Regions from separate parts of the Homo sapiens genome. Here region 1 is linked to region 2. The links are chromatin contacts, found by POLR2A ChIA-PET in ENCODE. All regions are on one chromosome and are shown on one strand. The core of a region is the stretch at or near the end of the contact, and the rest is flanking DNA. Distances in the headings are between cores, read along the strand shown. Region 1 holds the start of VSIG10L (V-set and immunoglobulin domain containing 10 like). Region 2 holds the start of KLK10 (kallikrein related peptidase 10).

Region 1 (5,201 bases), core at 1,146-3,645, 320 kb after region 2:
GTCCTGGTCATCCCTGCCACTCTATTTGGCTCCTTCCCTTATCCTCTTTCTGGCCCCGCCTCTTATCCTAGGTGTCTCCGCCCCTCCGCGCTGGCCCGCCCCACCACGGGTATCCCAGCTCCTTCTTGGTGACCCGCCCTCCCGCTGGCCCTGCCCCACCCACCGGTATGCTGCTCCTCCTTGCTGGCCCCGCCCCTTTCCTCTAGCCCCGCCCTCGTTCTGGCCCCGCCCCTCTCCCAGGCATTCCCCTACTCCCGCTCCAGCCTCTCACCCGCCACTGTAAGGTTGAGCAGCGAGCGGCGGCGGCGGCCGGTACGCGGGTTCGCCGCCAGGCAGGCGTAGGTGCCTGCGTGGCCCGGTCCGACCGCGGGCAGCAGGAGGCGCGACCCCGCGGGCACCGCGGCCTCGGCCGGGTCCGCCAGGCTCCACGTGATGTCGGCGGGCGGCCGCGAGGCGGCGGCGCAGCGCAAGGTCACGTTACTGCCCGCGGTGACAAAGCGGGCAGGCGCGGCGTCGCGGTCCGAGGAGACCGTGATGGTCGGCGGGTCCGGGCCGTCTGGAGGGAGGAGGGGTCGGGACCGCGAGTGTCAGGGTCACCTGGGACGCCGCTAGGACTCCCGGAGACTGGGTCCCCAGCCCGCTTCTCCCCAAGGACCCCCTGTCCCCGACCCGAGGCATCCCCCACTCACAGAAGACGCTGACGTCGGCGGCAGCCTCCCTGTGGCCGAAGGGGCTGCGGACGCGGCAAGTGTACCGGGCGTGGTCGCTGCGCACAGGGCGCACGATGAGCAGCTGGTCGCCCTCTGAGCGCATCCGGGGCGTCTCGGCTCCCTCCGATTCCGCCGCCTCCAGGGCGCGTCCGTCCCGGCTCCAGCTCAGCTCCCCGCGACCTGGCCCCCACCCCAGGCAGCGCAGCCGGAGCTCGGCCGCCCCCTCCTCTGTCTCTGGAGCCTTGGGCTGAACCGACAGCTGGGGTAGGGGCTCTGGGAGAGGGAGAATGGGCTCAGGACCCACCCAGTCCTGGAGCCCATCTTTGGTCCCCTTAGAGGGAACCCCAGCCGCTGCTCCCTCTAAGCCCCTGGAGTCTCAGCCCCCATCCCTCTCCTCTCATAAACCTATGAGTTTGAGCCCCCAGACACCTCCTCTCCGGGACCCAGGAGTTCGCCAGAAGAGGCTCCTAGCCTCCTCCTCCTCCCTCAGACCTGGGAGTTCAGGCTCCCAGGAGTCTCCATCCCAGGTCCACCTTTGCTCAGACACCCCTGCCTTGACCTCTAGCTCTTTTTCTCCCTTCCTCAACCCAGAAGTCCTCTTCTCCTATCCAGGGACCCCACAGCACCGTGACTTGCCCAAAGCCTGGCAGAGCAGAGCAGCCCCTGCCGCCTGCACGCCGGACGCCAGGGCCCACTTACCATACACACCCACCGTGAACTCGTGAGTCTGCTGGGAGACCCCTGCCCGGATGACCTCAGCCGTGTAGACCCCTGCATCGTCCAGCTGGGCAGAGGCGAGCTCCAGAACCCCCCGGGCCTGGTCAAATCGCAGGTGGTCTCGGTGAGCAGGGTCCAGGCTGATCAGAGGTGCCCCTGGCCCCAGGCCCCCAGCTGCCAGCACCTTTGAGCCCCGGCGCCAGACCACCAGAGAGGTGGGGGGCCCAGGGTTGGGGATTGGGACTAGGGGGAGCCGGATGGTGGTCCCCACCAGCACAGCGAGTGGGCCCCCCACCTGCTGGGGAAAGCTTGCAGCTGAGTGGGTCTCTGCAGAAAATTTGGATTCAGGGCTCTGGGCAGAGAGTTTAAGATCCATATCATCCGGGGAGAATTTTGAATCTGGGGCCTCAACAGACAGTTTGGTATGGGAGACTTGAGTAGAAATGTTTGAAGCTGGGGTCTTAACAGTGAAGGAAGGCTTGGGGTCTTTGGCAGGAACTTGAGGATCCGAAATATCAGGAAATACTTCAGAACCAGGGGTTTCAGAGAAGGGGGAAACCGGGCTCAAATCTTGGCCCTCAGCAGAAACATTTGACCAGAAGGACCCAGACATGTTGGAACTCAGGGCCTCAGGAAACCAGCTGGAATCAGAGATTCCAGCAGAGGCTTTTGAATCCAGGAACTGATCTGGAACTTTCCAGCTGGGAGGTTTGATGGAGGGAACTTCCACACCCAGCCCCTGGGAAGAGCTCTTTGAGTCTGAAGAGAAGGCAGAGGAGAAGTTGGTTTGCTGAAGTCCAGAAGAGGCTCTGAGGGTGAGGATCCCTACCAAGGAGGCTGCAGAGAAGAGAGGAAGGCATTGGGGGAGGCTGCTGAGGGAGACTGACAGGGAAGGGACTGAGCAGGGAACTTACCCAGGAGTAGGAAGAGTGGCAGAGCCTGTGGGTTGTCCATGGTGCTGGCCTCACTGAAAGGACACTGGAGAGAGACCCAGGACTGCACCCATCCCTCCCGGGTCAGACGAGTCCAACAGGACTGGTAGCTTAGCTTCCTGGGAGGGGAAGGGAGCCAGACCCAGAGGGAGGTGCCAAGATCCTCAACCCCAGTGTGGTGGCTGAGCTGCCCACCTCATCCCACTCTCTTCATTAGCTGGTCCCATCTGCAGAGAGGCCCAGCCTGATCCCTGCCCTCCCCACCCCCAGGGGGAAGCTGGAGAAAACATTCCCAGCTAAAAATGTGGGAGCAAATTTGTGAGACAAAGCCAGGAAGACTTCCTGGAGGAGGGTGAGGTGACCTTTCCGAGAGCCCCACCTCTGATGGCCACAGCTTCAGAGCAGGCTTCCTCCTCCCCAGCCTCCTGGCTCCTTCCACTCTGTCTTGCCTGCAGCCTCAGATACATCTGACCCTGCTCCTCCTCTGCTCCAAACCCTCCCACGGCTCTCTGTTGCCCTCAGAACCAAGTCTCCAGGTGCTATCTCCTGCCAGGGCCTCTATCCTGAGACCAGAGCTGCATTTCCGCATCCCCGAGGCCCTCACATGGCCTGTGTCCCGCTAAACTCAGACTCTTTCCTCTAACCCAAACTTCCTCACACCTCCAGGATGGCTTCACTGTCTTCGCAAATGCTGGAGAACATTCCCACCTCCTCCCTCCCTGTCACCACTGTCGATCTGAGTCCAACCCTCCTCCCCCTAGTTCTCACTGGCCAGGCTCTGTCTTCTCTTCCTGCCCCGTCTCCCTCCTCTGCCCAGTCTCCTCCATTCCCTGCCAGGGTCCTTCTATACCCAGAGCTGAACCTGCCTCCCCCTGCTCACAGCCCTCCCCTGGCTCCCCAGTGCCCTCTGGAGACATCCAAGGTTCAAAGCAAACTCATGCACAGCCCCCACTCAAGCACTTGAACATCCTGCCATTCTTATCCTGCCCGCCCATCTCACCTCCCAGTCCTCTACCTGGAATGCTCTCTCCCACTCTCCACCTCCCTCCAACCTGGCTAAACCACAACTTGTCCTTCAGGTCTCACCTTATTAAGAACCATAATTACCACTTAATTTGAGCCAGGAACTACGCTAAATGTTTCCTATGCACTATCAGGCTGAACACTTCTAAACACCCTATAAGCTGAGTGTCATTATACTCACTTTGCAGGCCAGGGGACTTAGGCTCAGAGAGGTCAAGGGACCTGCAGGAGGTTGCACAGCCAGAGGGAGAAGCTGGACTTGGGACCAGGATGGTCAGACCATTGACTCCTTCTGATAGCTTTTCCCACCATCCCATGTGGAGCTTAGGGCCTCTGCTCAGCTCCCAGTCCTCTAAGCTTACCCTGGCCCAGTTCTCACCAGTAATAATACTGGTAATATATATATATTTTGAGATGGAGTCTCGTTCTGTCACCCAGTGAGTGCCTCAGCTCACTGCAGGCTCCATCTCCCGGGTTCAAGTGATTCTCCCGTCTCAGCCTCTGCAGCAGCTGGGAGTATAGGTGTGCATCACCACACCAGGCTAATTTTTGTTATTTTTAGGAGAGATGGGGTTTTGCCATGTTGGCCAGGCTTATCATGAACTCCTGACCTCAAGTGATCTGCCCGCCTCAGCCTCCCAGTGTTGGGATTACAGGCGTGAGCCACCGTGCCCGGACTAATATTGGTAATAATATATATTTAGCATTTTTTGCATAGCAGGTGTGGTTATGGGGGTGCTACATAAATTAACCTTTCAAAACTCCATGGAGTAGATGATGTAGCTTAAAGAGGGCTGCAAATTTGAGCGTCCTCCTGTTAAGATGCGGGGTCTATGTCCCCTCTGCTTGGATCTGAGTAGCTGTGTGACTGCTGGACCAAGACGTGGAAGTGGCCCTGTGCCAGGATCTGCATCTAGGCCGGCATATGCCACTTTCTGTATCATAGGACACTCCCTCATGGAATCCAGCCGCCACACTGCGAGGATCAGCAGCCCCATGGAGGGGAATCATGGCCCCTGGTCAGCAGCCCCAGCCAGCTTGCTGGCTATGTGGGTGAGCCCTCTTGGAAGTCAATCCCCTGGCCCCATTTGAGGCACATGAACTGATCCTGAACTGGATCCAGGAATGGATCCAGTGGGATTTGACCCAGGGCCCTGGGACCCAGAACCCATACCCTTAACCTCTACATGATGCTGTTACTATTTTCATCTGCAGATGAGGCAACTGAAACTCAAAATAGGAAGGAACTCACCCAAGATCTAGCTGGCAAAGGTAAGAGTGAGCATATGAAATCAATATATCTGACTCTATCAGAAGGCCAGAGGAATGGAACACAATTTTTTAAATAAAAAATTAGTCCAGGCGCTGTGGCTCACGCTTGTAATCCCAGCACTTTGAGAGGCTGAGGCGGGCGGATCACTTGAGGTCAGGAGTTCAAGACAGCCTGGGCAACATGGTGAAACCCCGTCTCTACTAAAAGTACAAAAATTAGCCGGGTGTGGTGGTGCAAGCCTGGGCAACAGAGCGAGACTCTGTCTCAAAAAACATAATTAAAAAAAAATTAACCTGACTGTAGACCCAGGCTGTTCATTGCAACGCTAAGTTTTGATTCTCTGTGGCTTGTCTGTCTCACACCAGAACCACAGCTTCTGGCCTCATTCTCTCCTGTGTCCCTGCTGAGACTGGGGACACAAGAGAGAATGAGTGTCCTGCAAACATCGTGGATAAAAGCCCTTCTTCTCACCCACCTCACTGATATTTGTGTTCCAACACTCAACTTGGAAGTCATCTCCCTGGGAAATCTCTGACCCCACCGGCT
Region 2 (4,776 bases), core at 1,599-4,098:
AGGCAACCACCTCCTCCTAGAGCTCAAGGAGAATCAGCGGGAGAGGAGTGACGGGCCCAGAAATGCGGAAAAGGACCACACCGCCCCCTGGCGGCCACAGCGCAAGCCCGGTCTCTCCTCCTGCTGGAAGGACACCGGGGACCGCACCTCCAGCTGTGGGAGTTCCGAGAGACCCCGCCCTGCCCGCTCCTCCCTGGAGGCCGCCTCCACAGCCCCCCGTGGCGTCCTCGGGGATGGATCTCCTCCTACTTGTTTCCGCAGTGCGCGGCCGTCAGCACCCAACTCTGGTCCACCAGGACACCCGCGCAGTGGAACGAGAGGCCGTTGAAGAGCGAGACCTGCCAGGGCTGCGAGCCGCGCGCGCACGGGGAGCCATAGGCTTCGGGGTCCAAGCGCGTGTCGTTTTGGGGGAGCAGCGCCGCCTCTGCGGCTGGAGAAAGAAAGGGGACGGAATCAAAGCACGGAGGGCAGGGTCTGGGTTTGGGGTTGGAGCTGGGCTGTGGCACTGGACTGCGTTCGGGGACGGGGGACGCAGCCAGAACGCGAGGGTGGTAGGGAAATATTGGGGGTTTCGCGTGCACCGAAGGGAATGGGAGGAGAAGAAGCGCGTGAAAGTGGAAGGAAGCTGGGATAGGGTAGCGTGGAGTAATGAGACAGAATAGGGTGGGTCTGGAGGGCAGGGACTGAACGCAGCGCGCCTGGAGAGCTGGCTAGAACGTCGCTGGTCGATAGAGGGGCGGGGATTGAACGCGGCGGGGAGGTAAGGGTGCGGGGATAGAACTCGGGGATCGGGGAGAGGAAGGGGTGTGAATAACAAAACGGGATTGAAAACCAGGAGAGGGGTGGGGCGCAGTGGTTTACGCCTGTAATCCCAGCACTTTGGGAAGCCGAGGCGGTTGGACCGCTTGAGCTCGGGAATTCAAGACCAGCCCGGGCAACACAGCAAGACCCAGTCTCTACAAAAACAAACAAACAACAACAACAACAACAAAAAAGTAGTCGCGGAGGCATGCGCCTGTAGTCACAGCTACCTGGGAGGCTGAGGTGGGAGGATCGCTTGAGCCCAGGAGGTGGAGGTTGCAATGAGCCGAGATTGGGCCACTGCACTCCAGTCTGGGCGACAGAGTGAGACCCTGTCTCAAAAAAAAAAAAAAAAAAAAAAAAAGCCGGATGTGGTGGTGCATGCCTGTGGTACCAGCTACTCTGGAGGCTGAGTATCGCTTGAGCCCAGGAGGTCGAGGCTGCAGTGAGCTCTGATTGGGCCACTGTACTCCAGCCACGGAGACAGAGCACTGCCCTGTCTCAAAAAAAAAAAAAAAAAAAAAAGAAGGAAAGAAAAAGAGAGAGAAAGAAAAAAACAAGAAAGAAAGAAGAAAAAATAAGAGAGAAAGTAAAACAAGAAAGAAGAAACAAACGAAAGGAAGGAAGGAAAGGAAGGAAGGAAAAGAAGAACGAAAGAAAGAAAAGAAAGAAAGAAAAAGAAAAAAGAGAGAGAAAGGGAAAGAGGAAGAAAAAAAGTGAGGGGAGAGGGCAAAAAGCGGTAAGGCAAGACTCAGGATAAAACACGGTGGTGTGGCCGGGAGCGGTGGCTCACGCTTGTAATCCCAGCACTTTGGGAGGCCGAGGCAGGCGGATCACGAGGCCAGGAGATCGAGACCACGGTGAAATCCCATCTCTACTAAAAATACAAAAAACTAGCCGGGCTTGGTGGCGGGCGCCTGTAGTCCCAGCTACTCGGGAGGCTGAGGCAGGAGAATGGTGTGAACCCGGGAGGCGGAGCTTGCAGTGAGCCGAGATCGCGTCACTGCACTCCAGCCTGGGCGACAGAGCGAGACTCCGTCTCAAACAAACAAACAAACAAAACAAAACACGGTAGTGTAAAATGGAGCGGGGCCGGGATGGGGCGGCGTAAGAGGAGGAGAAAGAACGCGGCGAAGAGTCCACGGAAGAGCGAGGATCCGGGTGGCAGAAATCGGACAGGGCCTGAGTGGGGCGGGTCACCCAGGGGCCGAGCCAGAAGAAGGGCCCAGCTGACTTGGGGGCGGGCCGTGCTCCGGAGCGCTGGGTGGGTGCTGGGGTCTCGGGGGAGGAGAGGTGCGCGGGGCTTGGTGACGGGAACACATTCTCCTCCCGCCCGTGCCTCCCACCGGCGCCTCTCCCCGCCCCCTGCCCCCGACCTTACCCCAGAGTTGCGCCATCAGCAGCGGCAGCAGCTTCGCCAGAGCCCGGGCGCCAGAGGCGGCGGAGAGGTGGAGGTGCGGAGCTCTCATGGCCAGGATCTGCTGGGGTGTGTGCAGGGGCGGGTTAAAACAGATGCTCCGTTAGAGACCCCCACCTCGCCGCGCTCATCCGCCCAGCCTGGGCCACCCCAGCCCGCAAGCACCCTTTTGACCTGCAGCCGATAACCCCAGGGGCTGGCAGACGGGAGATTCGGGCTGGAACAGCGGTAATGGGCACAATTACCCTAATGACGCCCCTCGCGGCATCTTCCCGTCCTCCCTGTGCCCGAGTGGAGCGCTCTCCGCGCCCCAGCTACCCTGGCTGCAGCCACGCCGCGCCCGAGGTTTCCCCCTCCTTCACGCGCGGGGTGGGGATCCGAGGCTCGGAGCCAGTGGGAGCCTCTTTCTCAACCTCACAGCGGGGGGACTTCCGCGTCCCGCAGGTGGAGAAACCGAGGCTCTAAGCCGGCTCCTGCCTGTGGCCCGGGGGTCCCCACCCATCCTCTCGCAATCCACCCCAACCCGGGTGGGGTGCAGGTAGCTTCACCTGGGAGTCGCCGATAGGAAGGAGGGAGGGGACCCAGACGTGCCTCTGCCCTGCCTGTGGTCTGCCGCTGGTATCCTCTGCCCAGGGACCCCTGGCGGGACCTTCCCTTTTAACCCCAAGGAGTCCGGAAGCTTCTCCACCCTCCCCTACCCCCACCCCCGGGCTCCCTCCCTTTCCCTCTGTCTAATTGTACCGTGGGTGAGGCTGGCACTCCTGGGTCCCAGATTCCTGCTCTGGGAGGGGCCCTGGAATACAGGCTTCTCCCAGTGCCCGAAACGCCCCCTTTTCATCCCTTTTGGAACTGGCTTCCGTGGGGATTCTCCGGGTCCCGGTGCCAAGAAGGCTTCCCAGGCGCGGGGAGAGGGTTCACGTCCCCAGCAAGGCTAGGGGTGGCAGGATGAGAGGCCACTGAGCAAGAGGAAATCAATGGGAAGTGCATACCTAGAGTGACAATGTGAGAAGCCAGACTGTGGAAGAGGAAGGAGGAAGGCCTAGAGATAAAGCAGGTTGAGTAGGAGGGACAGAGGCTGGCTTGAAAAGGGAGATTGTAACAAACCAAGGCTAAAAGAGCCAGAGAGAGAGAGAGAGAGAGAGAGAGAGAGAGAGAGAGGGAGGGAGGGAGGCGCCGAGGCTAAGAGAAACAGAAACAAGGAAAAAGGGAAACCCACGCCCACTCTGTGGCCGTGAGTGAGCTCTGTGTGTGTCCCAGTGACTAGCCCATGTGCGTGTTGGGGGGGGCTGTGGCTCTGCCTCATACCCATGTGTGGCCATCTCACACCCTCCCTGCCATCTGTGTGCCACCAGGTGACACACAGGCCCCTGAATCATAGGAGGTCAAAGCTGTGAGGGGCATCGGCATCACCTCAGCCAACTCCCTCATCTCAGGTGAGGAGTGAGAGGCTCAGAGAGGGCAGAGACTCACAGGAGGTCACACAGCAAGTCCACTTGACAACCAGAAGGCCCTGGTTCCACTCTGGGCTCCTATTGCTCATGCCAGCCACTTCTGCGAGGTGAACAGACCATCCCAAAAGATCCTGAGCTGGCCGGGCGCGGTGGCTCACGCCTGTAATCCCAGCACTTTGGGAGGCCAAGGGGGGGCGGATCACGAGGTCAGGAGTTCGAGACCAGCCTGGCCAACATAGTGAAACCCCATCTCTACTAAAAAGACACAAAAATTAGCTGGGGATGTTGGCACAGGCCTGTAGTCCCAGCTACTAGGGAGGCTGAGGCAGGAGAATTGCTTGAACCTGGGAGGCAGAAGTTGCAGTGAGCCGAGATCACGCCACTGCACTCCAGCCTGGGTGACAGAGCAAGACTCTGTCGCAAAGAAAAAAAAAAAAAAAGATCCTGAGTTCTGGATTCTCTCCGTGGGACATCCTCTTCAGAGGCCATCTAACTCAGTGCTGCTCAGCTGAACTTTCTGCAGTGATGTTTTATATGCACTAGCTAATCCAGCCACCACCAGTCACATGTGGCTATCCAGCCTTGGAGATATAACAAGTGAGACAGAGGAGTTACATTTCTGGCTTTATGTAATTTTAATTGGAAGAGCCAGCTGCGGTTAGTGGCTACCATATTGGCCAGCAGAGGTCTCCACTATCTAATTACCTATCATGGAAGTTGGAGAAAAACAATAAGCTCCTTTGGTTAGGTCTTAGTATGTGCAGGCTAACTGACTTCTTTACTTACTGTGTTATACTTTTGCATGCAGCATTTTACAGGAAAGGAAACAAACAGAGCCTTACTCCAGGAACATCACTTGGTAATTAAGAGATCGCCTTGCTTCAGATCCTTGCTCTCCTAGCCACGTGACTGTGAGCAAGTGACTTTGCTTCTCTGTGTCTGTTTCTTCAACTATAAAATAGGTATGAAAACAGTACCGACCTCACAGGGTTTTGTGAGGATTAAGTTGATACATTTGAAAGTGCTTGGAGGCCAGGCACAGCGACTCATGCCTGTAATCTCACCACTTTTGGAGGCTGAGGAGGACAGACTGCTTGAGCCCAGGAG

The links. ChIA-PET counts read pairs that join two places held with the same protein, here RNA polymerase II (POLR2A).
Region 1: POLR2A ChIA-PET joins it to region 2 with 14 read pairs in PC-9. The contact joins the promoter of VSIG10L here to the promoter of KLK10 in region 2. POLR2A ChIA-PET finds 5 or more read pairs at or near these places in 2 of 52 experiments (HepG2 and PC-9).

The regions. Positions count from the first base shown.
Region 1 is chr19:51,339,744-51,344,944 of GRCh38, forward strand. It overlaps VSIG10L (V-set and immunoglobulin domain containing 10 like), which reads right to left and starts at 2,396. Exons shown (of 10, transcript NM_001163922.3): 1 at 2,342-2,396; 2 at 1,410-2,264; 3 at 690-983; 4 at 272-556. The coding sequence starts at 2,381. VSIG10L-AS1 (VSIG10L antisense RNA 1) reads left to right here and starts at 277. Exons shown (of 5, transcript NR_186316.1): 1 at 277-974; 2 at 1,323-1,431; 3 at 2,107-2,242; 4 at 3,945-4,068; 5 at 4,329-4,952. RefSeq lists a silencer at 161-430 and enhancers at 4,619-4,708, 4,839-4,938.
Region 2 is chr19:51,016,861-51,021,636 of GRCh38, forward strand. It overlaps KLK10 (kallikrein related peptidase 10), which reads right to left and starts at 2,849. Exons shown (of 6, transcript NM_145888.3): 1 at 2,767-2,849; 2 at 2,183-2,279; 3 at 250-430. The coding sequence starts at 2,270.